2 separate regions of the Homo sapiens genome follow, and region 1 is linked to region 2. Evidence: chromatin loops called from intact Hi-C (ENCODE). Cell type or tissue: endothelial cell of umbilical vein. All regions are shown on one strand. Each heading gives the region's core, and the rest is flanking DNA. Links, peaks and the distances in the headings are about the cores only.

Region 1 (15,481 bases), core at 9,150-13,149, 160 kb before region 2:
GCCGTGGAACCATGAGTGGTCTTGGAGTAGGGAGTGCTCCCTTGGCAGTGCTCCTCATCCCCAGAGGGAGGCAGCAGAGGCCTCTTTCCTTCCCACCCCCAAGGCTAGGGATTAATCCCACACCCCTTCCAGACTGAGAGGCTGCTTTATGCTCAGTACAGAGAAAGAAAAACCAGAGATTCATGCGAGCATTCTCTGTATCCCTTGCCCCGACACCATCTCCATTCAGTAGGAGCTCAGAGAGGACCCACACTGTCCAGCAATGTCTCTCTTTTACCAGATGTGTTTTCTTCAATTCTGCCCTCTTGGCCGACATGATGGAGGAGGCCAGGGTGTTCTTCAACTCCCCACAACAGCCCCTGGGACCAGGCCACTGTCCTAGGCAACTTACAGGTCAAGGTGAGGGCAGGGTGACCACCCCTTTGTGTACGGAACAGCTGAGGTCACAATGCCAGGACCCACATGGTGGTCCAGAGCGTCACCACAGCTTCAGGCCTGGGGGGCTTCGGCCACTGAGATGAGGGGTTCAGGCCAGGTTTCAGAGTCCCACCAGGCCTCCCTCTTGCAACAGAAGGAAAGTCCACACTGAGGAGGATCATGGCCTGCTACGGTCGAAGTGCAAGGCACGCGTCAGAAGCAGTGGCTCCTTCTGCAGCAGGACTCACCTACTGACTCAGAAGGACGTCCTCCAGGGACAGCCAGCTCCTCCTCTGAGCGCACAGCCCATGTCCTCTGCTGTGCGCTCCTCGCGCGAACCGACCCCACCTCGGACCGGAAGCCACCTTGGGCTGGAGGATGCCATGAAGTCTCTCTGGTTCAACGTGCATGCACCGTCTCACTTAACCTGGGTTACTCTGTATGAGGTGGGGTAGCCAGTCTCAGCAGGATGGTTTCTGATGCCTCTGACCTCACACTGCCCCTGTCCCACAACCACCCCCAGACCCCTGCCCACCTAAAAATTCTCTTTTCCTAGTTCTTCTATCATCCGGGAAGAGGGTTGGGACAAGAAGCTAAAGATAAGAAGCTTTTCGGGCAAATGAAGAATACTAAAGAAAAGGCCATTCTGCGGGTAGCCATAGTTTGTGCTAAAGTAGACAGTCAGAGGAACATGGCACCCCATGGGATAAAAAATCACTGGGGATCTGGGTTGGTGAAATTGATTTCTCTTTTCCTCTTATCACTGGTCATTCACTTCCTTCTTCCCTCTCATTTCAACTGCTAGTTGCACAGAAAAGGCCAACATGGACATCTGAGGACAGACAGCACAGGAGTACAGGAACTAATGCAAATTGCATGTGAATGACATCCCCATGCAGGCCACTACTGACCACACTTACCCTCCCATTTCACACACCTGCTTGGGACTATCCTTCCTGGAGGCCACTGGAACTTCTGGAGCCACCTGCAGCACTTCTGATGCATTTCCTAGGTGGTGATTTCCCAGCCCTGACACTGGTGACAGCTGTGGGTCTTACTCCACCATAGCCAGAGGAGAATGTGTCTGCCACTGCATCAGCGGAAGGAGAGGGAGTTGGGGGTGGTCACCAGCTTCCCAGGCTTCACTTTCCCCACTTATAAATGAGGGGCTGGAACTTTTCAGTTTCCTTGGACCTTTTAATTCAGCCCTCTCAGATCTGATGGCCTCGTGGTAGGAATGCCCTTCCTCTAAGGGAATTACAGTGAAAATGACTGACTCCATCTCAACATCCACCAGCCCCGTGAAAATGTGCCCCACCTCCTTCTGCTAATTTTGGCTTGGGGGCCTCCTGGACCTGCAGTAGAGCTTCCCTTGCTTGGCTGAGCAGTTGTTAAATGAGCTGCCTTCTAGCCAAGCATAGCACATGAGCCCACTGGCCTATCTATTAGGAAAGAAGGTCTAAGAGAAATCAGGGTCTCAATGCAAAGCTGCATTATAAAGTAAAAAATTATCTATGTATATATACACAAGTACACATGGTATTATCATTTGGGCAGAATTTTAACTACAGAGCCACAGCTCTGGGCTTGTGCCTTCTCACAGCGTTTACTATTCATGTTCTCAAACATTGTACACCATTGTTTTATCGATATATTCTGGCGGGGCTGGGGGAATCCACGTGGCGAACCTGAATACTGATTATTTATTTATGAAGAGACAGGATCTTGCTCTTTCTCCCAGGCTGGAGTGCAGTGGTATGATCATGGATCATTGCAGTCTCGAACCCCTGGACTCAAGCAATTCTCCTGCCTCAGCATCCTGTGTAGCTGGGACCACAGGCATGCGCCACCCCACTCCCAGCTAATTTTTAAAATTTTTTTGTGGAGACAAGGTCTCACTATGTTGCTCAGGCTGATCTCCAACTCCTGAGCTCAAGGGATCCTCCCACCTCGGCCTCCCAGAGTGCTAGGATTGCAAGCATGAGCCACCATGCCCAGTCTGAATAATGATTCTCATATTCTTTTAAGAAGCTTTTGCACCTGCAAGAGAAACGAGGTTGAAGCAGTGTTGCAGTGTTGGTATTGCTGTGGTGTGACTTTGTTCTAGGTAAGCCATAGGACGTTCTTACTTGAAGAACGCCAGACACGCTTTTCCTAATCCCCCTTCAGGGCAAAACCCCTCTGTACCAGGGCAAGCAGCATAGAGCCCACTGCTGCTCCATCGGAGTTTGGGGGAAAAGGAATATTCACAACAGACAGAAAGAAGCAGCCACCTGTCTCTGTTCTCCAAGTTGATATCATTTGGGTTTCATTTTCTTTACAAGGGTCCTGCTTTTTTTTTTTCAGTTTTAAGGATACAGTGTTGTGAGGGGAGGCTGGGGTCGGGGGGAATTTTAAAATGGTTTTAAGCCTCTGAGTTTGGCATTTTGTGATTCTGGGTCTGGCCCATGATGAGGTCCAGGCTCAGCCACTCCCTGCGTCAAGGCCCAGAGAACATGAAGAGAACATCATGCGTGCTGAGGGGCCTATTCGACCACTGGGGGCCCAATGTTCTAAAGTCCTTTGATTAGGGTGGAACATTTCACAAAGACCCAGAATCCCACAGGCTTTGCTGTCCAGTCAAACTCAAACAGACACGGCTCAATACATGTGACCTAGACGACTCACACTTAGGATGCCCTGGCTGTTTACATCCCAACAGGCTGCAGTATCTGGGTGGCTGCCCTCAGCCAGAGACGATCTTACATGAGATCCTCTTACATGACATTTTTAGAGATCTCATATGATTGATTCCTGTGTCATCCTACTTGACTGATTTATAGACACCTTGGAAAGCTTTACTCCGAGCAGAGTAGAAATAGCTTTTATCATTGGCACACTGATTACTATGCAATTTCTGATCATTTTTATCATAGTGTATCAGACCTTGGCTGGAATCATAATCCTATTATGTTGTTTCTTTGGAAAATTTATATCCAGTTTTTATCATATGAACTTCCTGGTACCTCTATTTCAGCAACAAAACATAACAGTCTGAACAGATCATTGTAAATCTCTGGCTATTTCAATACAGCCAATGACAAGTGAAAAGTCTGAGCAAATGTATTGTGGAAGGATCTTCTCTGTAAGTTCACCATGACAGGCCTATGCTTGCCAGGGCCTTCTGAGACCCAGGGGAAACTGCTACTCTTCCCACAACCAACCATCACAGGGCACCTACCATGTGAGATAAAGACAACACCGCCAGCCAGCAGAGGCTCTCCCTGCTCCTGCCAAACAGGGCTCCTGAGGCCTCCTTACTTAGCCAGTTCCCTTTACCCTCTTTGGATGGAACCCAAATAGAGTACAGTGATGATTTCACGCCTGTCTCTCTCAGCTTCCCTGCCGGAAGGTGCTCTGCAGTTGAGATTCCCTCCCCTAATAGCCTCCTGTCCACCTCTGACAGCTTCAAATTCCCATCCATCACTGAAACAATCAAACTGAGTGGCACAGTAGCCTCTTGGGGCTGGCCTTGCTGGGGGACTATGCTTCACACAGGGTCCATGGAGAGTGGAACGTCTCAGATGGGAGGGTTTCTTGGGTTAGTCCTGGGAATAGCCCTCGTCTCTCCCACTCACATTCCTTTGGCTGGAATATAATCACAAGGCCATATCTCACTGCAAAAGAGGCTGGGAAATATGGCCAGGTTTCTCCCAAGAATAAGAGGAGACAGGCTTATGGGGCAGGCAGCTAATCTCCGCTATACTTTCCTGACACATTTCATCTTCCTTATTCTACTCTAACAAGTCTCCTCATAAGAAAACTTGATTTCGAGTTCTTCCACACTTAGGGTAAAAGGGAGGTAGCTTACAAGGTCCAAAATCCATGAAGTCAGTAGCTGGGTTTGGTGGTGCACGCCTGTGGTCCCAGCTACTTTAGAGGCTGAGGTGGAAGGATTGCTTGAGCCCAGGAGGCCAAGGCTGCAGTGAGCTAGGATCACACCACTGCACTCCAGTCTGGGCAACAGAATGAGACCCTGTCTAATTAAAAAACAAAAAACAAAAAAGAAGAGGAAACCTACACTGGACACTCAAACAGAATGAAATCTCCTAGCAAATGTGAACTGGAAGAGTTAGGATTAGGGTTAGGGACTCACCTCTGTGTCACCTGAATGGCCAGTGGGCTGGAGCATTGAGACAGAGACTGGAATAATGATCTGGTTTGTCCAGGGCTTTCCCGTGCAATAGTTCCAGTCTGTCCCAGTCCCAGTCTAACCCAGTCTCATTCTGTGGAAGGCCCTGCAAACCTCCCTCCCCACCACAGGCTTCTGCCCTTCTGCAGCACAGAATGTGGGTCTGGTCTACACTTCTCTTGCTGTTCTAAGCCCTCTGAGTAGCACTAGGGCCCAACCAAGTTGCCTCAGCTTTGCCAGCCCCTTCCTGAGGGGTGGGCCCTGCTGCTGTCTTCTTGGCTGAGAATCCATAACCTTCTTCAGCTGAACCTTTGTGTCCAGCCCCATGAAGCCACCTGAACTTGATTCCTGCCTGGAGATGCCAAATGCTAGGCCCCACCCACCGAACATGGCAATGACTCAGATTGAGCCAAGTTTTTCAGAACCCGGAGATACTGACTGCTGGTTGGCATCCAGTGGGGTCAGCCTGGCCATTGACTCTTTTACATCTGGTTTACCTCCTTCCCTTGAACGTTCTGCCCCCGAGGTCATTAGGACCTCAGAGCTGAGTCCATGTGAACATTGGCCCAGAAAGTTTGAATCCTCTTCTCTTGGTAGGGGTTTGGGCCTAGGCTGGAGACAGAGCATTTCTCTCTCTCTCTCTTTTTTTTTCCTTTTTTTAATTTAAGACAGAGTTTCACTCTTTTCACCCAGGCTGGAGTGCAGTGGCATGATCTCAACTCACTGCAACTTCCACCTGCCACGTTCAAGCTATTCTCCTGCCTGAGCCTCCCAAGTAGCTAGGATTACAGGACCCCATCACTATGCCTGGTTAATTTTTTTTTTTGTATTTTTAGTAGAGACGGGGTTTTACCCTGTTGGCCAAGCTGGTCTCGAACTCCTGACCTCAGATGATCCGCCCACCTTGGCCTCCCAAAGTGCTGGGATTATAGGCATGAGCCACTGCGCCTGGCCTAGAGCATCTCTTACCTGGGGCTGTGGGGTGGTGATAAAAGTGAGGGAACTTGTAAAGCCAAGAGTCACGTAGAGAGCTGAGGTCAATGTGCTCAAGAAAACTGGTTAAGTGGGTCTCCAAACAGAGAAGCCAAAGGCAGATCCTGAGAGCTCTGGTGGAGAGACCCAGGGGAGATGAGAGAAGTGAGGGAACTGATGCTAGCATAGACATAGCCAGCCTGGGAGGTTCTCCTGGGTGACTGAGTGGTGAGTAGGGAGCATCTGGGTGCATTTAAAGACTAAGAATTAGGCAGTTTCCAAGGTGGTTTGCTCCTTTCTTCTTGTTACATCACTGAGCCCTGTGCAGGGCTGTGGATTTTTTCTCTTGTTGGCAAAGAGCATTGGTAGAATGCTCATAAACAGGCTGTGTGGTTTTCTAGAACTTGAATTCAATGGATTCTATTTTCCTCTCGCATTTAATGCCAAAATATTTTTCTTCTCTAGTTTAGGTTTAACAAAGTTAAACAATATACATCCAGATCCACGTTGATATGCTGGACATAAGATTGGGTTGTGTTTAGCTCTGAGTCACGCCCTGAAGAAACCCCTGCGAGGCATCCTGTTTGCCTCTGTGAGTGGAGCGAGGGAGCCAGCTCCCTGAATCAGCCCATCTCCGAGGTGGCTCCGAACATTGTTGCTGGAAGCTTAGAGTCCAGCCTTATTCTCTAGTCCTTCCAACAATTAAACCAGCTGAATGTGGATTCTCTTTGCAACTGAGAACCTAACTGACAGAGCTGGCCGCATGTTCCTGGTCATTGTAGATCTTTGGGGATGCCCAGGTGTGCAGAGGTAACTCCTGGTTGGTGACCCATGAGGACACTTCCTATGCAAACATCAAGGATGTCTACTTCGTGCCATGTCGTGAATTCTCAGGGTAGGTAATTTCGACTCGTGGCCATGAGCAAAAGGAAGCCCGATGTGTTTCTGTTTAAGCCTCTCATGATTTTTTTCCACAAATGCTCTCACTTGGCTGGTTTTCTGCAGCCAAACATCAGACCTTTTACTGCACCCAGACACCTGGGACAGCCTTTTCCTCACAGAGGGTTGAGGTATCCTTATCTTATCTGCTCACCCAGCATGCACTTTCACCAGCAGCCCTGCTTGTGCAGTGAGCAGCCAACAGAAGCCTGCTTCCTGACGCTTCCGGCTCCTCCCTACATGGGACTCTGAGGTGTTCTTGAGCCATGTGACAAACCAACACTTCAAGATGAACCCTCTGGGGCCCTGGACTCTGACTTAAAGCTGAGGAAGAGGCATAAGTGACATTACTCTTCTGGGTGGCAACATGTGTGAAAATTGCCCTCTAGGGAAAGACAACTTGGATTGAATCAAACGCTAGAGCAAGCTGCACTCATTTGCCAAATCCCCTAAACACACATGTGAATTTATTTGTATCTAATTATTGATTAAACCCCATTGATCCCCTTCTTGTGCCCTCATCCCTCGAAAGACCATGATGATCATCCAGAGAAACCCAGCCAGAGAAACACGGATCCCGGGGCCTGCCTGGCTCTCAGCCCCACAGCTCGCTGGCAGGCCCAGGCTCCGGGCCAGGCTGGCTCTTAGCAAGCAGCTCTAGTTCAACATGCAGGTGACACCACACCCATTCCCATGTTCATTCAGCACAGGCTTCCTGAGCATCTACCATGCGTCAAGCACTCTGCAAGGCACCAAAGGCACACAGGTAATTAAGACATGGTGCTGGCTCCTGGGAACTCACCATCCATGAGGCTCACAGAGGCATCATTTGACCATTTTAGCACAAGATGGTAAGTGTGATGCTTGCGGTAGGCTCAGGGAACTGAGGGAGCCCAGAGGAGGAGCACAACCCAGCTACTGGGGCTGGGTCTCTGCCATGTTCATCTGGACCTCATTCCTGGCCTGGTGAGCTTCCCAATACCCCAGCTCCCCAAAATCCTAACTCCTCTGAATCCTAGCTCCCCTGAATCCTAGCTCCCCTGAATCCTAGCTCCTCTGAATCCTAGCTCCCCGGAATCCTAGCTCCCCTGAATCCTAACTCCCCTGAATCCTAGCTCCTCTGAATCCTAGCTCCTCTGAATCCTAGCTCCCCAAAATCCTAGCTCCTCTGAATCCTAGCTCCCCTGAATCCTAGCTCCTCTGAATCCTAGCTCCCCTGAATCCTAGCTCCCCTAAATCCTAGCTCCTCTGAATCCTAGCTCCTCTGAATCCTAGCTCCCCTGAATCCTAGCTCCCCTAAATCCTAGCTCCTCTGAATCCTAGCTCCTCTGAATCCTAGCTCCCCTGAATCCTAGCTCCCCTAAATCCTAGCTCCTCTGAATCCTAGCTCCTCTGAATCCTAGCTCCTCTGAATCCTAGCTTCTCTGAATCCACTGCAGGAGCCAGGCAGGGCCACTGAATGCCAGGCTTTGCCAGTCCCATTGCCTGCCTGAGCCTCTGAAGACGGCACACCCCCTCCGCTCATCATGGGGAGCTCCTGTCCATGCTGGGCCCTGGGGGGGCAGTGTGCCCCTGTCATATCAAATGGCTCTTTCTTCTAGCAGAGACCATGCTCACCTGTCCCAGCAGGCATGCTGCATACCAAATCAGCCCTCTGTCTGCTCCACTGGCCCAAGAGCACCTTTGCCTGGCCTTGTCACTGCACACAGCAGTTTGGACTGGACGGAAATCTACACATCCTCTAAGACTGTTGAACAACAAGGTGTTCTCTGAGCTGTGTGTGTCAGACTGACATTTCACCACATGGGGGTCTGGGCAGCTAACATATTCTTGTTTTTGGAGGTCCTATCATTCCTGCCTCAGGAAATGATGGGCTATTCATAAACGCAGCAGCCCTTGGGTTCTGAGTATTGTCTCCTTCAGCTGTCAGTGCTCAGAGAATAAGAAAAATGGGAGCCGGCCGGGCACAGTGGGTCACACTTGTAATCCCAGCACTTTGGGAGGCCGAGGCGGGTGGATCACCTGAGGTCAGGAGTTTGAGACCAGCCTGGCCAACATGGCAAAACCCCATCTCTACTAAAAATACAAAAATTAGCTGGGCATGGAGGCATGCACCTGTAATCCAGCTACTCAGGAGGCTGAGGCAGGAGAATTGCTTGAATCCAGGAGGCGGAGGTTGCAGTAAGCTGAGATTGCACCACTACACTCCAGCCTTGGCAACAGAGTGAGACTCTGTCTCAAAAACAAAAAAACAAACAAAAAAAGAAAATGGGAGCCACAGAAGTCCACAGGAAGGACACTGTGAAGTGCTGGCCTGGTGTCCATGAGACTCCTCTCACTGATGCAATAACCTTACCTGGCCTTCATCCTGCTGTTCCTCTGGACGTCCCACCCTTCCTCCCTCTTGACCCGTCACTTCATCTCCTGAGCAGAGCACATCTCCTCCCTCAGCTGTGGCGCTTACGGCCCAGCCTCAGGGTAGCTGACCACTGGGTGGACTGCAGGACCTTCCTCTCTTGACCTTCCTTCTCAGGCAGTTCCAGCAGGAGCTCTGGGGCTCTCAGGCCCCTCCACTCAGATCCTGTCCCCTGGCTGTTGGGATGCCAGCTCCTCCCTTCCTCCCTTTGTCCCTGTTGGAGACCTGCAGTTCACCCAGCCCCATGGCTCCTGATACCAAGGCAAAGTCTCCCAGAAGGACATTTCTCTCTCTTGGCTCAGTGATAGGAATGGGAATGGGCACATTCTAAAGCCCCCACCTCCTCCTGCTCTCATTCGTGGTGTTTCCTCCCCTGGCACCTGGCTAATATAAGGGTATTTGTCTAAACCCCACGCCCCCACCAGCCCCTTTTTCCAGGATGGAATATCCCGTTTTTCAGATTCCCTTGAGCAGTCCTCAGCCACAGCTGCACCTGCCACAGCCCCTCCTGAGCTCACTCTCAGACATCCTCTCAAGAGTGCAAACCCCAGCTCCATGTATGGCCCCTCCTGGGGAAGCCCCTGGCCCCGCCTCTGCAGCCTCCTGCTGCTCCTCAACCCGTTTCCACAGCTTGGTTCATGCCAAATGGGAGAGCAGCTTAGGGGCCGGGGACACATGGCACCATTTCCTCATGGAAGGGTGGATGGCTCAGGCTTAAAGAGATGTTGATCTGTCCCATTGCTAAAGGGCAACTGATGAGGAGCTTGGGGCCTGCATCCTCTGTTTCAATGTGTTTCAGTGGCCCTGCCAGTCTTCTTCCTTGTGGGTCCTTAGAGTCAATGGTTTGCCTGCTGGGATACAGGGAACCACTGTCACAAACCAGGTAGTGGCTTGAGCAAGCATTTTTTTTGTGTGTGTGCGTGCCTGTGTGTGTGTATGTGCGTGTTTCTTGGAGACGGAGTCTCGCTCTGTCGCCCAGGTGGAGTGTGGTGACATGATTTCAGCTCACTGCAGCCTCTGCCTCCTGGGTTCAAGCAATTCTCCTGCCCCAGCCTCCCGACTAGCTGGGACTACAGGTGTACGCCGCTATGCCTGGCTAGTTTTTTGTATTTTAGTAGAGACGGGGTTTCACCGTGTTGCCTAGGCTGGTCTCGAACTCCTGAGCTCAGGCAATCTGCCTACCTCGGCCTCCCAAAGTGCTGAGATTACAGGCGTGAGCCACCACACCCGGCCTTGTGTGTGTTTATTTAGCCCACATGACTACCCTAAGAAATAAACACTGCTGCTATTCCCATTTTGCAGGTGAGGAAACTGTTTAACTCAGAAGTTAACTTTTCTGAAGTCACAGCTAAATGGGGGAGCCATGGCTACACAGCCAGCACATTTGACCTGCACCCCAGACTCTTCCCCGAGGGGCATACACCCTCCACCTTCCTTGCTTGGGGAGTAGAGGGGTGGACTGTGTTGACCACTGCACCCCGTGACAGCATTTCCCACTTGACATTTGTAAAATTGTGGTTTAAAAAAATGAGTAAATAGACATGATCCCTGCTTTCCCAGGCCATGCCCCGATGCAGGAGGGTCATCTGCATAGTGTGGATGGAGGGACTCCATCCTTTCCCCCGATAACTCAGTTGGCCTGAGGCGGGTCCTGGAATAGCAGCCTTGGGAAATGAGCCTGGGCTGTAATATCACACAGCCCTGCTCTAAACTCCAGGTCCTTGCCATACCAGTTACATGGCCTTGGGCAGGTTTCTTAACCTCTCTGAACTTGTTTCCTCATTTGTAAAATCGGATATTATACAGTACCTACCTCATAGGGTTTTAACATTTTATTTCTAAGAATTAAATAAGGCAAAGCATGCGAAGGGTGTGACACATGCTCCTTGTGAACCCTAAGTGCCCCCAAAGGCCTCTAGTTCTTGGGGACGATACCCTCCAGTCCTTACTCCTGTCCCAGGATCTCGCAGGGTAGGATGCTCCACTTAGCAGAGACACCAGTGCTTCCCTTTTTTAATGGCTCCACTCCCACCCCCAGGGCTCTGGACCCAGTTCAGAAGTATGTTGGGGTGGGAGTTGGGGGGTGGAGGAGGCTTTAGGGACAGGTGCTCCTGTGGCGGTCCCTGCACTGTCCCTGAAGCCAGCTTTTTCAGAGGCACCCATCACATGTGGTGTGTACCCAACCCACTCCCTCCTTCCCCCTTCCATGAATACTTGAAATAAATAAAATATTAAGAGGAAATTAATCATGTATCTAACCAAGCTATTGGTATGAAATACTTGCTGAAGAAAATTATATGAAGCAGAACAGAAAAGACCAAAACAGTTATATAAAACAAAAGGAATTTAGTAATTTGAAAGGTAAGAGGATCAAAATCAGAGATAATATACATATTAGGTTAATGGGAAGAAAAATAGTCAAATTAGGTACCTAGTATTAACTCAATATTTAGTTGTAAAGGAATCAAGTAGAATTGTTTCTATTTAAGACTAGCTATTAAAGCAGCACTTAAACAGGGGGAAGGGGGTGGAATAAATGAAAGATACAAGCAGCAGTAGCTTAGAATGCAAGGGTTCACCCTTCCTCTCCCCCACCAGCAAAAAGGGCTCTTCAGGTTGAAGGAAGCCGGTCTGGCTGCCCAGTACTGAGTGTTTGCCCCTAGGGGGCGCCCAAGAACAGAGGCTCTCGCCAAGGGATCCAAGTGTTCCAGAAGTACCCCAGTGACCTGCCCCAGCTGCTCCCCTGCTTTCCCTGCCTGCATAGGGATTTAGAGCAGAACTTTTCCCTTGGGCAGAAATGGCCCCACGAGGCACAGGCGACTTCACAGGTCATGTCCAAACCCACACAATCATCAGCAGGAAATCATTTTTATCCAACCACTCATTCAGTCAACATATACCGACTGCCCCTCCTTGCCAGGCATGGCAACCCACACTTATAACAGAGGATGTGGAAACAGATTTAGGTTACAAGCCGAATAAACAGTTCAGAGCAGGGAGCAGGAATAAAGGGAACAAGCTCCTCACCGCAGACACCCTACCTTTCAGGGTGGGCAGGTGTTCCTAAGAGCTGCCCCTCCATCCAATGGGACATGGCCTGTGGCTCTCCAGTGTCCACAAAATGAACAAAGTGCAGCCGAGCTTGAGGTCCTGCGGTCCTTGAGGATGATCTGAACCCACGCAGCTGATGGAGCCTTCGGAGGACACAGGTGCTGTCCCCGTACTGCCCTCAGAGCACAGCCCTGGTCTCCAGTTCACAGCGCCTCCCACAGGGAGAGGAGAAAACCTTCCTTTCTCTGAAGAAATGGAAGGAAGTCTAGCTGAGCCTCTTCTATGGGTCTGGGATGAGGTTGAGTGCTTTATAGACACGAGGCAGGATAAGCTTGTTAGGTAGTAATTTGTGTTTTTTTCCCAGAGCCCTAGGCGGGAGTAGGACCTCAGAGAGGAGCAGCCATGTGGGGGTCCCAGATTCTCAGAACATCCTCCGTCACTGGGGTGGCTCATCCATGGCAGAGCTGGCTGACCTCAAGTCACCCTAAGGACTGGAAACGGGTGTCTCAGTGGTGAGCAGTGCAGACAGGCCCAAGGCAAGACCCAGTCTCTTGTTCTTTCTCTACAGCCTGTGAGTATGTGTGCAAGAGAGTGTGTGTTGGGGGAACAGCCCTGAAAAAAGAGGGGCTCTAATTTCTTCCTTGCTTGGCAGGGTGAGCGCTCAGAGTGAAAGCTAAGTTGCTTTACTGGTTATCAAGGCAGCAGAATAACTGGGATTATCATACATTGGGGTAGGAGTAGAAAATGAGACACCCACTCTAGAAAAGAAAGTGTTTCCTGCACACTGGAATTTGTAAAGTGCATCATATTCATGACAAGGAATCCTCATGATACCGTAATGCCATTGTCAAATAGCTATGTTGACTCTCATCTTGTAGATGAAGAATCAAGGCTCAGAGAAAATCTCTCAAGCTGGCCGCAGGGCTGTTTCCACTGTGCCTGCTCCGATGGTTGGCAGGGGTACTGCGGCCACGGCACACAACTTTAGCAAAAGCACTGTGGGAAACGCAGCTCCCACATTGGGAATGCAGATCTGGTGGTTCTGGGAGAAAAGGTGTGGATTGTAGGAAAGTGAAAGTTGTCTGTCTATAAAGAAGGGTTCTTTAAGCCTGGGTAAAAATGGCATTCCCGTGTTCGGGGATAGGAAAAGAGTGGCTGGGAGTTTCCCTGAACCATTTGGCTTCCTGTAGCTCATGCAAACCAAGTGTTTGTTCCTGGGCCACTTAGGAAGCCTGCTCCTCCCTCACTCTTGGTTCCTTTGACCCTTGCCTAGATTTCCTGGCACAGCCACCAATGTAACTCACACACTGGGTGCCAAGGCTGTCCTCCCCCGCCTTCACCATCGGCCCTCTGTGTCTTGTTCAAGCCATCTCCTTCATTCATGTATTTAAGGTCTCTATGTACCAGGCAGAGCACTGCGTAGAAGCTGCAATCTAAAGAGAATAATAATAGCAAATGCTACTGTATTAGTCAGGGTTCTCTAGAGGGACAGAACTAACAGGATAGATGTATATATAAAGGGGAGTTTATTTTATTTATTTATTTATTTATTTATTTTCGAGACGGAGTCTTGCTCTGACCCCCAGGCTGGAGTGCAGAGGCGCGATATCGGCTCACTGCAAGCTCCGCCTCCCAGGTTCACGCCATTCTCCTGCCTCAGCCTCCTGAGTAGCTGGAACTACAGGCGCCCACCACCACACCCGGCTAATTTTTTGTATTTTTAGTAGAGACGGGGTTTCACTGTGTTAGCCAGGATGGTCTCGATCTCCTGACCCTGTGATCCGCCCATCTCGGCCTCCCAAAGTGCTGGGATTACAGGCGTGAGCCACCACGCCCGGCATAAAGGGGAGTTTATTACGGAGTATGGACTCACATGATCACAAGGTGAGGTCCAACAATAGGCCATCTGCAAGCTGAGGAAAAAGGAGGCCAGTCCAAATCCCAAAGCTGAAGAACTCGGAGTCCGATGTTCAAGGGCAGGAAGCATCGAGCACGGGAGAACGATGTATGTTGAGGCCAAGCCAGTCTAGTTTTTCCGTGTTCTTCTGCCTGCTTTTATTCTGGCCGCGATGGCAGCTGATTAGATTCTGCCTACCCAGATTGAGGGTGTGTCTTGCCTTTCCCAGTTCAGCTGACTCAAATGTTAATCTCCTCTGGCAACACCCTCACAGACACACCCAGGATCAATACTTTGTATCCTTCAATCCAATCAAGTCGACACTCGATATTAACCATCACAGCTACTAATGATAAACATAATGCTTGCCATTTATTGAAAGGTTTTGTTGGGCTTGTGAGAAGCGAGTGCTTTGTGACTTTGGCACAGTCCGTGCTCTCAAGGAGCTCACAGTCAGGAAGGCACGTGGAATTTCAGCCTGGAGTTCCAAGTGCTGCCCTCAGGGAGTGCTGGGCCTGAGCTGGGGTGAGGCTGCAGGGCCCTTCCTGGAAAGACTTGAGGGAGACGACTGGGGGAGTGGCCAAATGAAAAGGTGGCTGGCAGGGCAGCATCTTCCAGGTCAGGATTGTCAGGTTCTCTTCTGTCCCCAGAGAGTGGTCCTGGGAGGCCCTGACACAAGCAGGACCTGCTTCTGGGAGGAAGTTATCCGAGGCCATTGCTGCACGAGAGAATACTGTGGCAGGACATTTTTGTGGCTGCATTAACAAATTTTCCCCTCTTTCTCTTTTGCCCATTCAGAGGGGCCGTTTGCCCTTCCATCAGGGAAGGGTGAGAAGGGGTAGGGGGTAGGAAAAAAGAGAGCCTTCCAGACTGTGTTCCTGAAAGTCTTCGCCCTTAGGCCAACAGAGAGGGCTCTGGGCCTAAACAGCATGTTTGATGTTGTGTAGAGAGAGAGAGAACACAAGCAAGCTGTTTTTGGTTCCCCAGAGAAAGTGCCTTGGCCTCCAGTCCTGCACTTTATTTTTGTTTTACTTGTTTATTTATTTATTTTAGAGACAGGGTCTCGCCCTGTCTCCCAGGCTGGAGTACAGTGGTACAATCACAACTCACTGCAGCCTTAACCTCCCATGCTCAAGCAATCCTCCTGTCTCAGCCTACTGAGTAGCTGGGACTACAGACATGCACCACCAAGCCTGGCTAATTTATAATTTTTGTAGAGATGGAGTCTCACTATGTTGCCTAGGCTGGTCTCAAATTCCTGGGCACAAACAACCCTCCTGCCTCGGTTTCTCAAAGTCCTGGGGCTATAGGTGCATGCCACTGTGCCCAGCCCAGTCCTGTGCTTAATTTTGGAGTCAGAGCCTAGACTGGGCCTGGGGGTCTCTGACCGTGCGGAAGCAGAACTTGTCGGGGCCATCACCTCCCAACCTCATGCTTTTCAGTGTATTCACTGAAAAGCTTTTAGTATTCAACCTAAGCTTGAATACTGTCTCACCTCTGCCTGCGGTGTAGTCCTGAGCATGCTGTTTCACTTCTCTGAGCCACAGTTTCTCCCCTGTGAGCCAGTGAAAATGACAGCCCTCTCCCTCACGTCATGTGGTTGCTGTGAGGAGGGGTA
Region 2 (15,481 bases), core at 6,988-10,987:
CCAGAGTAAGATTCTCTCACTGGCTTTGAAAAAGTAAGCGCCAAGTAGTAAGGGGGCCATGGAAATGGGACATAACAGTGGCCTCTAGAAGCTAGGAGTGACTCCTTGCCAACAGCAAGCCAAAAAACAGGGATCTCAGTCCTACCACTGCAAGAAACTGAATCCTGCTGACAACCTGAACAAGTTTGAAAGAGGACTCTGAGCTCCAGATACGAGTGTGGTCTGGCTGATATGTTTGTTTTGGCCCTGAGCAGAGAACCAGCTGCACTCTCCCTAGACTTCTGATGTATAGAAATTGAAATAGGCTGGGAGTGGTGGCTCACACCTGTAATCCCAGCACTTTGGGAGGTCAAGGCAGGCGGACTGCCTGAACTCAGGAGTTTGAGACCAAGATGAGCATCATGGCGAAACCCTGTCTCTACAAAAACAAAACAAAACAAAACAAAAAATTAGCCAGGTGTGGTGACACGCAGTTGTAGTTCCAGCTACTCGGGGGGCTGAGGCGAGAGGATCGCTTGAACCCAGGAGGTTGAGGCTGCAGTGAGCCATGATCATGCCACTGCACACTCCAGCCTGGGTGACAAAGTGAGACCCTGTCTCAACAGAGAAAGAGAGAGAGAAGGCTGGGGGACAGGGTAAATGAATGCTGTTTTCACTTGCCAAGTTTGTGGTAACTTTTTACACAGCAACAAATAAATAATATGCTAACATTAAAACATCAAGTTTGAGTAAAACAAGTGATATGAAAGAACTAGTGAAGAAGATTGCTCTAGAAGAATCCAGAAATAAAACTAAACACATGTGTTTTAATGGTTCAGAACAGGAAGAACAGCACAGGTGGCAGAGCTTAATCTGAGAAGATAAGACGGGCATGTTCAAGAGTATGTCATGTTTGTAGTTTTGTAAAGACAAAGAAGGATATTAACATTTATTAGGCGTCTTCCATTTGTTGTATTGGATATTTTCACATTTCACAATGATGAAAAAGCTGTTATTTTTCGTCCAATATAACAAGGAATTACACATCCTTTAAAAGTCCAAATACATATTTTTAAAGCAAAATTATATTAAAGCCAAAGTATGGAAAATTCTTATTAAATTTGTATCATCAACTCTTTAGTAACTATATGTAAAAGTTAATGTGTTAAGTACGAGTACATATATATCTTTTTATATATATTACTATTATAAAATATTTTCAATTAAGGTATGACTAGATTAGTGTTTTTATACAGTAAGCTCAGAGCTTTAGAAAGCCTAGAAATTCTATTATTTACATGATGAAATTTTGTTTTGAGGATACATCCACAAGCCTAGTTTCCCAAATGCTTTCCTCATCTAACCTATTCAATGACCCCAAATGTAAAGTCCTTGATGGCACACATAGACTGGTGAACTTTCTTTATTTTATTTGGAGACCAAGTCTCACTCTGTCGCCAGGCTGGAGTGCAGTGGCACAATCTCAGCTCACTTCAACCTCTGCCTCCGGGTTCAAGTGATTCCCCTGCCTCAGCCTCCCGAGTAGCTGGGACTACAGGCGCGCGCCACCATGCCTGGCTTTTTTTTTTTTTTTTTTTTAAAGTAGAGACAGGGTTTCACCATGTTGGCCAGGACGGTCTCGATCTCCTGACCTGGTGATCTGCCCGCCTCAGCCTCCCAAAATGCTGGAATTACAGGCGTGAGCCACGGCGTCCGGCCAGACTGGAGAACTTTCAACATGAAAATAAACCTGGTGTCGGGCCGGGCGCGGTGGCTCAGGCCTGTAATCCCAGCACTTTGGGAGGCCGAGGCAGGTGGATCACGAGGTCAGGAGATCAAGATCATCCTGGCTAACACGTTGAAAGCCCGTCTCCACTAAAAATACAAAAAATTAGCCAGGCATGGTGGCAGGCACCTGTAGTCCCAGCTACTTGGGAGGCTGAGGCAGGAGAATGGCATGAACCCAGGAGGCGGAGCTTGCAGTGAGCCGAGATCGCGCCACTGCACTCCAGCCTGGGCGAGAGCGAGACTCCATCTCAAAAAAAAAAAAAACCAAAAAGAAAAGAAAGAAACCTGGTGTCCTGCTCACATTCTCCATAAACAAAAAAGGACTTTTACAGAACATCACTTCCATCAACTTGGAAGTTGCCTAGAGTTTTTTGTTTTTGTTTTGTTTGTTTGCAAACTGGAGCGCTTATAATAGGAATATTTTCCTTGAACTTTTTACTGAAGTATAACATACATGTAGAAAAGTGTACAGGCTGGGCGTGGTAGCTCATGCCTGTAATCCCAGCCCTTTGGGAGGCCAAGATGGGAGGGCTGCTTGAGGCCAGGAGTTTAAGACCAGTTTGGGCAAGATAGCAAGACCCCATCTTTACAAAAAAATAATTTTAAAAATTAGCCAGGTGTAGTCGTGTGCACCTATAGTCCCAGCTACTCAGAAGGCTGAGAGGTGGGAGAATCACTTGAGCCAAGGGGTTTGAGGTTACAATGAGCTATGATTAGTTGGGCCATTGCACTCCACCCTGGTTGACAGAGAAAGACCTTGTCTCAAGAAAAAAAGAAAAAGAAAAAAGAGCAGTGTACAAATAACATATGTACAGGTCAATAAGTTTTCACAAATGTAATTCATGCTAGTAACCAGCATCTGAATCAGAAAACAACACCACCACAGAACATCACCAGCAGCCAGAGGCCTCTCTTATGTATCCTTGGCAGTTATTACCCCCATAAGGATAATCACTATCCTGATTTCCATCACCCTAGATCAGTCTGAACTCTATATAAATGGAATCACTCAGTGAGTATTCTTTTGAGACTTTTCATGCTCAACATACATTTGTGAGGTTCATGCATTCTGTCACATGAAGCAGTGGTTTGTTCTTTTTCATTGCTGTATAGAATTCCATTTTATAAGCAAACCACAATTTATTCATTCTACTGCTGATGAGCATTTGGGTAGTTTCAAATTTTTAGCTGTTATAAATAGTGCTGTTAAAAGCATTTTTGTACAGGTCTTCTGATGAACCTAGGTATACATTGCTATTGGGTACATAAATAGGAGTGTAATTGCTGGGTCACTGAGCATTGTTCAGCTTTAGGAGATATTGTCAAATAGCTGTTCAAAGTAACTGTACAAGTTTACACTCTCGTCAATATGGTATGAAAACTATTTTTGTTCCAGATACTTATCAACATTTGGTATTTTCTTTTTTCTCATTTTAGACGTTTTGATGGGTATGTAATCCTATTTTGGTTTAAATTTGCATTTCCCTGATGACTAACAATAGCTGCACACCTTGTTATATACTAAATGGTCATCTGGATTACCTCTTTTGTAAAATGAGCATTCCAGTCTTGCTTTTTTCTCACTGATGTGTAGGAGCCTGTTATATATTATGATCAAACGTTAAAATTTAAAAATTTATTTTTTCAGACTATCAGAGAAAATGTAACATAAGCAACATCTGAACTAAATCTGAAGAGCCTTAAAACAGTTTCTATTCTCCCGTCACACAGGTCTGATAGGGGGAAAGAGAAACAAAAATTCTACCTTTAAATATTTAATTCAAGAACAAAGTAAAATGAAAATGGGTTTATAATTTCTGACACTGGGAGAATTTCTACTGGGAAGCTGTCATAAATCACAGCACTTTATGGCAATAGTCACACCCTTCAAGCTCACTATTTCTTGATAATTAAAATTTCACCGTCAAATACATTTTGCAATTTGTTCACAGTAAGATAGCTTCTGAGAAAAACAGGTAAATCATTGTTTGGATATTCCTTTTAAAAAAGACCAGATGAAAGCCTGGCTTCTGGTTTTAAATACCCTTCCATTAAAAAAACCAAACAAAACCAAAATAAAGCAGTGTCATCAAGTGTTGACCTAAACAGTTCTACTGAGGCACTGGGGACAAACAGCTATACTTCCACTAGACTTCTACCTTTTATATTACAATAAATTTCCTCTGCCTAGTACATTTTGATCTTGCATAAGCTAAAAAATGTTTACAAGGGAGACTAGTTTTCATTCCTTGTAATGATAGCAGTTAACTCCTAGGGTTTCTTCTTTATACTATATTTTTGGTTAATAAAAATGGTCTATACCATTTCTCAGAGATGAGAAGAGAATGGTAAGGTGTTTAATTGATTTTAAAAAGCTACTTTAAAAAATTATCTTTAAAAGTTGATCACCAATCATTTTCCAAGTGCTGTTTTTTATAGGGGAAGGAAATAAATAAAACTTAACATACTAAAAGCATATTTCAAAATTTCAGCAATTATACCCCAGCAAGTAAATGATGCTACTCATATAATAGCGTATTTATTGTTTCAGGAAACTACAGTGACATTTCACTGGACTTCAGGTGGAGGAAAAATGCTTCAAGGAAAATATCAGGATGTATATAGCGATTTCTTTTCTTTTCTTTCTTTCTTTCTTTTTTTTTTTTAAAGATACAAGGTTTTGCTCTGTCACCCAGGCGGGAGTACAGTGATGTGACCATAGCTCACTGCAGTCTTGATTCCTGGGCTCAAGCAATCCTCTTACCTCAGCCTTCTGAGTAGCTGGGACTAGAGGTGCATGCCACGATGCCTGGCTGATTTTTAAATTTTCTGTAGAGGGGAGGTCTCACTATGTTGCCAGGCCTGGCCTCAAGCAATCCTCCTGATTCAGCCTCCCAAAGTGTTGAGATTACAAGTATGAGCCACTGAACCTGGCTGATGTGGCAAACTATATGAAAGATAAAATATTTCAATTAATAAAAAAACTCCTTAAATTTCAGCTGTACAATAGAGATTCATAAATAAAGCAGGCCAAATACTGTGTGATGCAATTCCTCTACCACATGTTGAAAGCATTGAAATAATCTATTTCCCTTTGTTTGAGGGATTAGTTTCCCATACTTTGAGAAAATACTGATAAGAAATATTCTATAATCATACTGGACACACTCTTCGAAATGAGCTCTTGGTACACAGGAGATGATTATCCTTCCCTGTTAATAGACTTATCACATCTTCCCTTGTCCTTTGACTGAACAAACTCAATTCTATGTACTCACACAAGCTAGATTTTTGGTGGCTCTTCTTGCACTCATTTTGACAAATCACTTCTCTTTGTTATTTCACTTCACTTATTTACCTGAAACTTCATATTCCAGGTATTCCTGGAAAGAAGAGTGATTGAAGTAGGGACCCAGACATCTTACCTTCTCTGATCTGACTCGAGAGGCACACACAACCCACTTGAAGTATTTTAGCAAAAAAGTTACAAACCAGAATCTTAAAAATGGAAAGAATACCCATTTTACTAATCTTCATATAAACTAAAGGTAGTATTTACGAATAGTTACACAACAGTGCTGTTACAACATTTTTCAAAGGTACTCCGTAATCTTTGGAATTGGATTCAGGACATCAGTTAGCAACTTGTCTAACAGGCTAGCTATCCTAGGCAACACTTGATCCTGAACGACACCTGCTTTATTCCAGCAGCTCAAGTTGCTTATTTTCCAAGATCTGACATTAGAAAGAGCAAGCAGAACCAGGTATCTTTTCTTCTTCAAAGAATAGGGCTGCACAAACCTAAACTACTTTTTCAAGGTGTTTTTCAGCAACTCATTTACTCAAAAAATATTGCAAACCTGAGAATGACAGAAATGTGGAGTTCTATAGAGTCGTATTATTAACAGGATCTCCTCAATGGTTCCCTCTTCATGTGCTTGAGTTAACAGTATTTCCAATTCAGCTTAATGACACGGTTTGAGTAGGGGCAAGGAGGGTACCAGAGAGGACAAAGGCCTTCATCTGAATTTTAATCACTGACTCAGTAAGTCTCTCTTACTTGTCAAGTATGTACAAAGAAAGTATTCTGAGTGGCATTGCTTAAGGCTTCCAAACACAAGCTGAGATCATACCCACAATTAAATGTGGAATTTTGATAGATGGAATTCCCATCAGCAGTTAAAAATAACCCCGGCTAAAAGAGAATTCATATCGCTGAGTCATGACTCATTTTCTTGAATCATTGTCCACTAGGAACAACAGGACAAAAATTTTTGCTTCTGATTCTGCATATAAGAATCAGTTATTTTAAGAAAGTTTATGCAACTCAAATATAAGAATCCGGTGAACCTTATTTCACAATACAATAGTCACCTCCTTCTCCTTCTCACTACAACTGATATACAGGGAACTGAAAACAAGAATGACCATGAACAACCACTAGGGAGCGTGAAACAACAGAAGAGAACAAAAAGAGTCTGTAACAAACACTTTTCCTCTTTAGAGACTGCTGAAGGTCAAGACTGGAGCAGAAGGGCAAACACAATCGTGTTGTCTACATAAAAGGACTCTTGGAGTCTTGGGTGGATAACTGGGTAACTTTCATGAGTAAAGAATTAATTTGACATCTCAGAACAATTTATATGTCCAGCTTCAAGTCCCTGCTCCTGGCCCCTATCTTTTGCCTTCATTTTTCTTTGAAGATATTTCATTCTTGGGGATTTAACTGGGACACATAACATAGAATTATGCCCAAGAGGTAGAAAGAAATTGCAACAGCAAAGAAAGCAGTTCCTTTCAATGAGTCAAAAGTTTTGATCAACTATAGCCAAATCTTTTTCAGAAAATGTTGTCATTACATAGCAGAGCTCTTTACCTTCTTTGAAAATTTAATATATAAACAATATTTATATATAGATTGTTCATGGGAAAAAATTTTAAAACAGTATCAAGGAGAAAATCATGAATAGTGAAAATAGGTCTGCCTTCAAGAAAACACTGGTCAAAAGAAAATTATTTCACATACATATGAGAGTTTCTTTTTTATGCCACTCATTTCACTATACCCATTCTATTCCCATTTAAAATTTGTCTCCTTTTCAGGTGATGGGTATCCCAAGTATACTGATTTGATCTTTCCAAATTGTGTAAACATATTAAATTATCAAATGAATCCCACAACTATCTACATGTATTATACACCAATAAAAACTTGTTTAAAAATAAAATTTATCTTTAGCCACAAAGTGGGCACCTTTTTATTGTTTTTTTTTTCTAACACGGAAGGTATGAACCTGCATAATCTGACATTTGTTTTCAGAATTAAAAAAGAAGTGTGTTTCCTTTGAGTATTTTTCTCTTTGTAGTGCATGGTAGTGAGTTTTATCATGATTAGCTTGGTTAATAAAATAGTTTCTTTTAACTTAGGTCAGTAAAATACCAGCAATAGATTAATGACTTCTGATCATTTCTGGCATCAGAAAATATACTCAGGCCAAAGGCCCATTTTACTCTCTATTCTATCATATAATATACACACACAACATAATATACATAGATATATCATGGCAGTCCTTTCACATATTAAAAGCAGGATAAAAGCTCAGAGAAGAATCTAAGCTTTGTGTAATACAACATGAATACTGTTAAGTTGGATAGAGCATTAATGTCCTCATTCTCACAGCCATCAGTCCTCTTAAAAACAGTGCTTAAATAATGGATTCTCCAGTAAGACAGACAGTCTCTTCTTTCCTACTGGGTGGAGAATTCACTTGGTAATTTGGTTTCCGATATAGCCGAGAGGAGTAATGAAACTATTCCTTATAACTTGCTGCCCATTCCACACAGACTTGTAAGTCAGTACTACACTTACACAGACCCAGCCAAAAACTGGAAAGAGCAGGTCAGGCTTTAATACAAAAGGACAACATCCCTTTACTGTGCTTATAGCCAAATCAAGCTAACTTGTTCCCAGGAGTTGTAAAGAGCCATGACAGATTCTGTTGACAGTGGCTATCTTTACTATTTAGCTCACTAGAATAGTGTGGCCTCTCATCCCCACAATGGTCTCCAGAAAAATGGAAAGGGCAGCAACCTTTTTTAGGCACTAAATGAAAATGTATGAAGACAGATGTTCACTGTCTGTTGCGGCTCTCAAGATCCTTCACTTAAATTATCTGCTAACACATAATTCATGAGGTGAAGTAACAGACGATCCTTATAAGCAGGGAGAAACAGAAATGGACCTTGGATAAGGAAGCAACTGGTCAAAATAGCTGGATAATTTAAAATATTATCTTATATTTTTGAATAAACATAACAAAGGCAGTGAATACGATTTGCTTTCAGTAAAACAGATACATTACAAAAATAGATATTTGCATACAGAAAAAAGTTTACTAACATATTTATACAGAAAATTGATGTCCTAAAGTCTTTTAAAAAATTAAAAGCAGCGTACAAACTAATTTTCCTTCACTGAAAGCCATTTTTTCCTCTTGATAAATATTTTGTTACATGTTTTTGGTTTTGGTCAAGAGCATGTATCAATAGTGATTTGATGACATCCATTTCTCAATACCTCCTCTCCATAAGATTTCAATCTAGGTTTATGATGTACTTGGTCTATTTAGGCAATAATTCATTGTAATTGGGGCTAGCAGATGTAGTATAGAGAAAATATAAGCCTATATATAATTGGTTCTATGAAAAACACGTTAAACTGACAATAAGGAGATCTGGGTTTTCATTTCAATTCTGTTCCTAATTCTGACCTTGGGCAAGTACCTTAGACCACAAAATTTTCATTGAAAATGGAGAGAATAGACTATAGATAATCTCCAAGTCTCTTTCAGATTTAACTTTCAATAAGTCAATAAACTTTCTTACCTGTCATCTTGGCAGAGGATATTAAAAGCCTACCTTGGGCAAAAATAACAAGCAAAGTTCTCATTTGAATGCTCTTACTGCTGTCTATGGATCAAACCTGTTAAACTTTTGAATGACACAGATTATGTGTTACTGAGATTCAAGCAAGGCTGTTAATATCTTGTTGATGGTCAATATATTCTGTCTCACTCAGAGAGAAATGAGCTTTACCTGTTCCCAGGTATCTTTATATTTCATAAAGAATTTTAAGAAAGATCCAGAATAAGGACCCATTTCATATTATTAACAGAACAAGTACATGCTGCAGTGTTAATATTTTGCTATGGTCATTATTCTTTTAATTTATCTGAGTTTCTTAGATGGCTATTCTTGTGCTGGATTTTGTACTGGAATGCTAACAGACAGCTTCCACACAGTATTTCTGTGAACTCACAGCAATAAAAACCAACCTATTTTTTTAAAGCCAATAATCATAAAGGTAAATAGTCACTGCATTTGTGTAATTTTTAAAAAGCCACATTCCCCTTAAATACGTGACTTTTCATTTCGGTCTCAGACTCTACAAACTCTTACCTGGGGTCTGCATCGTGTGAAGTTTCTGGGTGTGCTAACATGATCTTTCCGGCACGCCAGTCAGAAACTCAAAACACTTTGTATACTGTACTCGCCTGTGCTCGCTTTCCTGCTCTCTCCCTTTTTGCTCTCATTTCGTGCCTCAGACAGTTTGGAATGCAGAAAAGCCAGAGCCAATGCCAGTTAAACTCAATCCTCGCCCCAACCCCGCCCCCAATCCCATTCTTTTGCTAGAGAGCACTAAACAATAGCCACCCTTCCTTACTCACTCACTGGGCTTTCTTTCACAGCACTGGGTGAAGGCAGTCTACTTCAGGAGAAGCAATGTGATTTACCAAGCTAAGTATTTCATTTTTTCTATCACAAAGGATGGGAGGGTGGATGTGTGAATCTGTGCACTTTAAGAAGTGATTTTTTCAAAAGCAGTCTAAAATAAAACTAAGTTCAGAGATTCTTATTTTGAATGTTTTATTATGTTGAATTTAAATATAAACTCTTCAGAGTATAAAAACCAGGTAAATCTTACAGCTGACGCAGAGATAGAAGCCTGTTAACACATATACATTACTATCTTAAACTACCTTCTTAAACCGATCAGTTTAACTTACCATAACGGAAATATCTAAAATTTAGAAAAGGAACAAAGTTTTTATTTCCCTAAAGCCCTTAATTCAGGTCTTAGGCTAGAACTTCATTTTTTAAAAGTTATTTTTAAAAAATATTTAATACTTTATTCATACAGAAATGCCCTGTATTGTATGGACTCTGTATTATATAGTCTGTAGCTGTGCTGAGGACAGTGTTGACTACTAAAGGCAAAGTCTTAAAATGAAAAGTTCATCTACTGTTAGGCAAGTCCCATTAAGTTAGGAAGTTATTAGACCCCTGGAAGCTGATGCCTGATTTCCTCCTCAAAATTTTTTTAACTTATTGACAGATAAAAATCTGCTCTGCTGTAATCAAGAGATTTCCTGTTGAGATTAAAACTGAGAACTTCATTTTTTAAATAAAGAATAATCAAAACAATTTTATAAACTGAGTGGCTTTCCAAAGCTAATTTTCTACTAGATGCAATGAAATTATAGATAGTATTACTGTTCTCAATCATCATTTTAGTTTGTTTTAAAATCAGTCATATTTCTAGGGTTTTTTTCTATATTCCCCCAATAAAAAGGCAAGTCAACTATGTAATCTTCATTATTAATATGATGACCTAACATATTATGCAGGTGCTCAGTTGCTGAGGTTAGCATGTCAGAATTGATCAATGAAAAAATTCATAGTTTGAATCACAGTGGACTCCACCTGCCACATTAAAGCAGTAGAACAGAAGAGACATGAAAATGACACAGTATTAATCTATCATCTACCTTTTAACAGCTGATGGAAACACATACACTGTATCTATCATCTATCTACCCATTTATATTTATGTATATATGTATTATATATCTTACACATTAGATATGTATTATACACATTAAAATGAGGAGCACATAGTCATCTAGTATAAAAATAGCTAAATCACTGTGATAAGTTCCAAGAAAGACAAGAACAGGGTGCCAGGTTTGTGTACAATATGAGCACCATGGTTTCATAAGTTGGTAGCTAAGTATTGAAACTGACTGATGATGTTATTTATGTTTGAATTATAAGGTCATGAAATCCCAGAACCGGAAGAGATCTTTAAAATCATCTAGTCCAACCAGTCATTCACTGCTTGAATTTTTCTTATTATTCACTTGACCATTGCTGATATTTGACTATTTTTTGACTTACAAACACAGCATTTTTATACAGTTCAACCTAATACAAACATTTATTAAGTTTGGTGCTGGGCCAGGACCACATAAGATGGATTAGTCAAGACAACCCTACCCAACTCTTTATACAGGGGAGAAATGTGAAACCAAATAATTATAACATAGTGACTATTTGTAGAAATAAAATGGCTAAAGTGGCCTCACCTATCCAAAATGAACAGGCTTGGTGCTGAGTTGAGTGGTCAAATTGTGTGATCTAATGCAACAGTTCAAAACTCCATCAAACTCTATGAGGCTATTCGTAACCAATGAGGGATTCACTACAGAGACATGAATTTCGGCCACTTTCTAGCTTGAGCTCATGGCTAAATAGTGAAGCATTTACTCGTGCTTCTCCAGCTTCTTGGAGAACTCACTCATGCTGCAGGAAAAGATTACAATTTTACCAGTCACTTCAGTCTCTATCCCAAAAGCTGTGTTTCCCATAGCACATGGCTATGGGTTCATAGACATTGAAGGTTAAGTAGAAATTACTCTTAGAAGCAACTTCTATTGACCACGATCCCACCTGTTAGAAATAGGTCCTAACTGTGTAAATGATGAAAGGACTATCTTTCCTTGGTATTTAATTCTATTGGCTTCAGTTAGTCACTTGAAACTGCACAAGATGGAGATGAATTCCTTAATGTTCTTATTTCAGCACATAACATACACAGTGCTAGGCTGGCATCAGAAAATAGATATGCTATGGCCCCTGTCCTCAAGTTATGCTAAAGTCCTCTTAAGTCTAAATACTTTAAAAAGGTTTGATGAGTGTAATATATTCATCCATCCATCCATCATTTATGAAGCACTGACTAACGTCAGGCATTTTCCTGAACTCTGGGATAAGTGGGAAATAAGACAAAGTCCCTGCTGCCACCCCACCCTTACCATGTATATATTTATTGGAACAATATACTGAATTTTCAAAAGGACATTCCACTTATGTGCTTTTTTCATTTGTTTCAGCAACCGGAGAAAACTGTATCACTCAGAATCTGAGTGGTGGCAGAGACTATAACTGCCTTGTTCGCTGCTATATCTGCAACGCTAAAAGTATACTGTCTGCCACATAGTAAGTGCTTACTAAGTATCTGTTGAATAAATAAATGGTTTGAAAACAGAGAAAAGTAAACTCCCGGAGGCTACATCTATGATAGTTTCAAAGTTCAATATCAACAAATATAGTGTTTCTAAAAGGCTGTGAGATTTTTTTTCTTAGTTATGAATCAACCAAATAGTATACTTGCTGAATTTTGAAGAATGTAGATAATGTATTTTCCCTCCATCCCATATAAAAGTAATATTATGGGATTCTGACTTTGGTTCAGGTATACAATTCAATATGCTAGCCATTAAGAAATTCTGAAACCAGGCCCGGCACGGTGGCTCACGCCTGTAATCCCAGCACTTTGGGAGGCTGAGGTTGGTGGATTGCTTGAGGTTAGGAGTTCGAGACTAGCCTGACCAACATGGTAAAACCCCATCTCTATTAAAAATACAAAAATTAGCCAGGCGTGGTGGCACATGCCTGTAATCCCATCTACTTGGGAGGCTGAGGCAAGAGAATCGCTTGAACCCAGGAGGCAAATGTTGCAGTGAGCCGAGATCATGCCACTGCACTCCAGCCTGGGTAACACAGCAAGACTCTGTCTCAAAAATAAATAAATAAATAAATAATAAAAAAAAATTCTGAAACCATAAATGCATGATCTTTTTGAAAATCAGTGAGCACAAAAATAATAAGCTAGCTGTATATAATTAAAAATCACAGCTGGGCACAGTGGCTCACGCCTGTAATCCCAGTACTTTGGGAGGCCGAGGTGGGTGGATCACCTGAGGTGAGGAGTTCAAGAACAGCCTGGCCAACATGGTGAAACCCTGTCTCTACTGAAAATACAAAAATTAGCCAGGCGTGGTGGCAGGCGCCTATAATCTCGGCTACTCGGGAGGTTGAGGCAGGAGAATCGCTTGAACCCGGGAGAAGGAGATTGCAGTGAGCTGAGATTGCGCCACTGCACTCCAGCCTGGGCAATAAGAGCAAAACTCCGTCTCAAAAAAAAAAAATTACTTGCATATCAATTTTATTGCTTATCAAATAAATTAATGAACAACAAGCCACCCTCTGGATACCTATGTTCTCCTCTTCCAAGCAGAAAACACATCTCAAAGCAAACCAACTGAGGTTATACCAGGCTGTAAGTGTGCTGGCTCTTGAGCTTACATGTGCTTCCTCTTTTGAACAGCAGATGATCATATACTCAGCTTCTTCTAACCATAAACACAGTGTCTTTTCATGTTTACCCATAAAAAAGATTGGCATTCTGATATGTGGGTCTTCCCACTGCATTCTTTTGAGAGTTCATATTTAAAAAGAAAACCATTGTTTATCATTTGAATGACAAACACCAAAGTCACCCACTTATTCAGAAATACCATTAAAACTTTATTTAATTTCATTTTTGTATGATGGGATGCCAGCACAATACACAGATACACATACATACATACTTCTGCTCTCTGATAAAGGGAGGCATTATGAAGATCAGAAGACTTGTTAATTCATATGGTTAGCAAAGTACTTACAAGTGTTTAGAAAGGGCCATGTCAAACAAGTAACAATTATGATAGTCACAAAATATTTTTAGAACTTCTGGCTAAGCATTAGAGCTTTACCTTGCTCTTCCCACTAAGATGACTTAGTAGACTGCATTTTTTTTTTCTGGAATGGCAATTGGCTAGGAGGAAGTATTATAGGGAGTAGGCAAAATCAAATATCAGTCCCCTGATATTGAGTTGAGAAACTAAGGCTTTCATGTGAACAAGACCACAGTTCAAAAAAATAATAATAATAAGCAAAATCTAAATGGGAAAATACAAGGAAATCTTTCCTACTTTTATTTCATCATATGAGTAAGATTATACTAAAAGAACAAAACCAACACTTTTATTTCTACAAAAAAATTCATGAATAAACAATGAAAAGCAACTAAAAGTATTTTCGGATAGTGTTGGATATTACTGGGTACTATCTCTGAATATGCTCAGAGAGCCAAGGACGTGCCTGTAATATTGGACCTCCTCATTTAAAAAGGGAGTTTAAACAAATTCATTTTCTTTAGTGGATTTAAAAATATATTTATATATTTATTTAGTTATACATACATACATATATTTTTATATATACACATACATAATTATACATATACATACACACACATAATTATGTTAGGCTTACAGATTTCCTATTAAGCTAATGTGCTGTCACAACTAAAGCATTAGTCCATTTTTCTCATATAATGCAGATAACACTCAGTTTCAGTAGAAATAACGATCATTAGGCATTTGGTTTTGCCTTCGTTTTAAAGAATATTTGCAACTATGGGCTACTGTTTCTATAAAATCTATTTAGAAAAAGCATAGATCTTATGGTACAATCAGTCTTTGGCTTACCACTGATACAAAGACATACATATGTATTATATAATTCAAAATACTACTGCAGGCAGTTAACTTCATCCAATTTCCAATTTCCATTATTTCCTTACAACTAACTGAAGCACACCAAAATCCAGTAGAACTCTAAAGACTGTTATCAAGCATTAAAAAAAAAAAGGAAGAAAAAGGAAAATTACAACAGCGATTTCCTAGGAAAACAGACTTCTAAAATATAAAAACCTACGAAGTAAATTATACTATTTTGCCCATTTTACAGATGAGGAAATGGAGACACAAGTTAAGTGAGTAACTTGCCCAAGGTCACAAAGTGGTAGAGCCAGAATTCATGCTTTAGCTGGCTCTTGGAGTGCTTTCCCTTAACCACTATGGTATACTAAACTACTCCAAATTTATCTTTAATTGGCATTTTGGGTTTTTTTTTTTCCTCTTCATAGCTTTCTATACTTTCCAAATTTTCTATAATAGTATTAATTTTATAAAGGAGCTTGCATATTGTTCCAAATTAGGTTTATCAGAAGCTATTGCTCTTTTCCTCAGTGTGTATTAATCCAGATGCAACAATGTATATATTTATTGGAACGATGTACTGAATTTTCAAAAGGACATTCCACTTATGTGCTTTTTCATTTGTTTCAGCAACTGGAGAGCCTGTATCACTCAGAATCTGAGAGGCAGCTCCTGACTTGAAAATGATCATTGTGTGTAATGTGTGAGCAGTTTCCAAACATCTGTGTCCGAGAATACGGAGGGGCCAGGGAGAGGAAGATCAGTGTGTGTGTCTGAGAGTGTGTGTGTGTTTTAAGGGAGAAGGGAATAGATTGAGTAAGGAAAGGAGAGGAACATATTCTCAGTATCAGCAGTCTGGCCCCAAATTTTGTGTTGTTTGGAAGAAATCAAATTCAAGAGAAAATGAGGGGCCCCTTTCCTCAGTTCAGCGGCTACTTATTTTCCTCCTCTATTTTTAAACATATTTAATATTAAATAGGCCA

What was found. A loop is a pair of places that touch in the nucleus more often than their neighbours do. Peaks named below come from ENCODE experiments on the same cell type or tissue, not always from the same donor. Only the 100,000 strongest peaks of a DNase experiment are listed, where the experiment ranks them.
Region 1: a loop joins it to region 2, with 5 times the contacts of the local background. A loop is called at or near these places in 1 of 110 quality-filtered maps.

What each region holds. Positions count from the first base shown.
Region 1 is chr1:178,498,024-178,513,504 of GRCh38, reverse strand. LOC101928866 (a long non-coding RNA gene) reads left to right here and starts at 455. Exons shown (of 6, transcript XR_001738307.2): 1 at 455-863; 2 at 1,223-1,429; 3 at 2,446-2,524; 4 at 6,343-6,455; 5 at 7,205-7,350; 6 at 11,964-12,047. It overlaps TEX35 (testis expressed 35), which reads right to left and starts at 396. Exons shown (of 9, transcript NM_032126.5): 1 at 278-396. The coding sequence starts at 316. It also overlaps a transcript of CLEC20A not described here. RefSeq lists a silencer at 11,414-11,858. In endothelial cell of umbilical vein, for the core only: CTCF peaks have their summits at 11,565 (motif pointing right) and 12,910; a DNase peak (open chromatin) is centred at 11,584.
Region 2 is chr1:178,335,356-178,350,836 of GRCh38, reverse strand. The region is part of intron 3 of RASAL2 (RAS protein activator like 2); the gene reads right to left. It overlaps LOC105371629 (a long non-coding RNA gene), which reads left to right and starts at 9,496. Exons shown (of 3, transcript XR_922306.3): 1 at 9,496-12,108; 2 at 15,129-15,201. RefSeq lists an enhancer at 5,478-6,046. In endothelial cell of umbilical vein, for the core only: no CTCF peak of the experiment used is centred there; a DNase peak (open chromatin) is centred at 9,416; H3K4me3 peaks cover 211 bases; H3K27ac peaks cover 1,217 bases.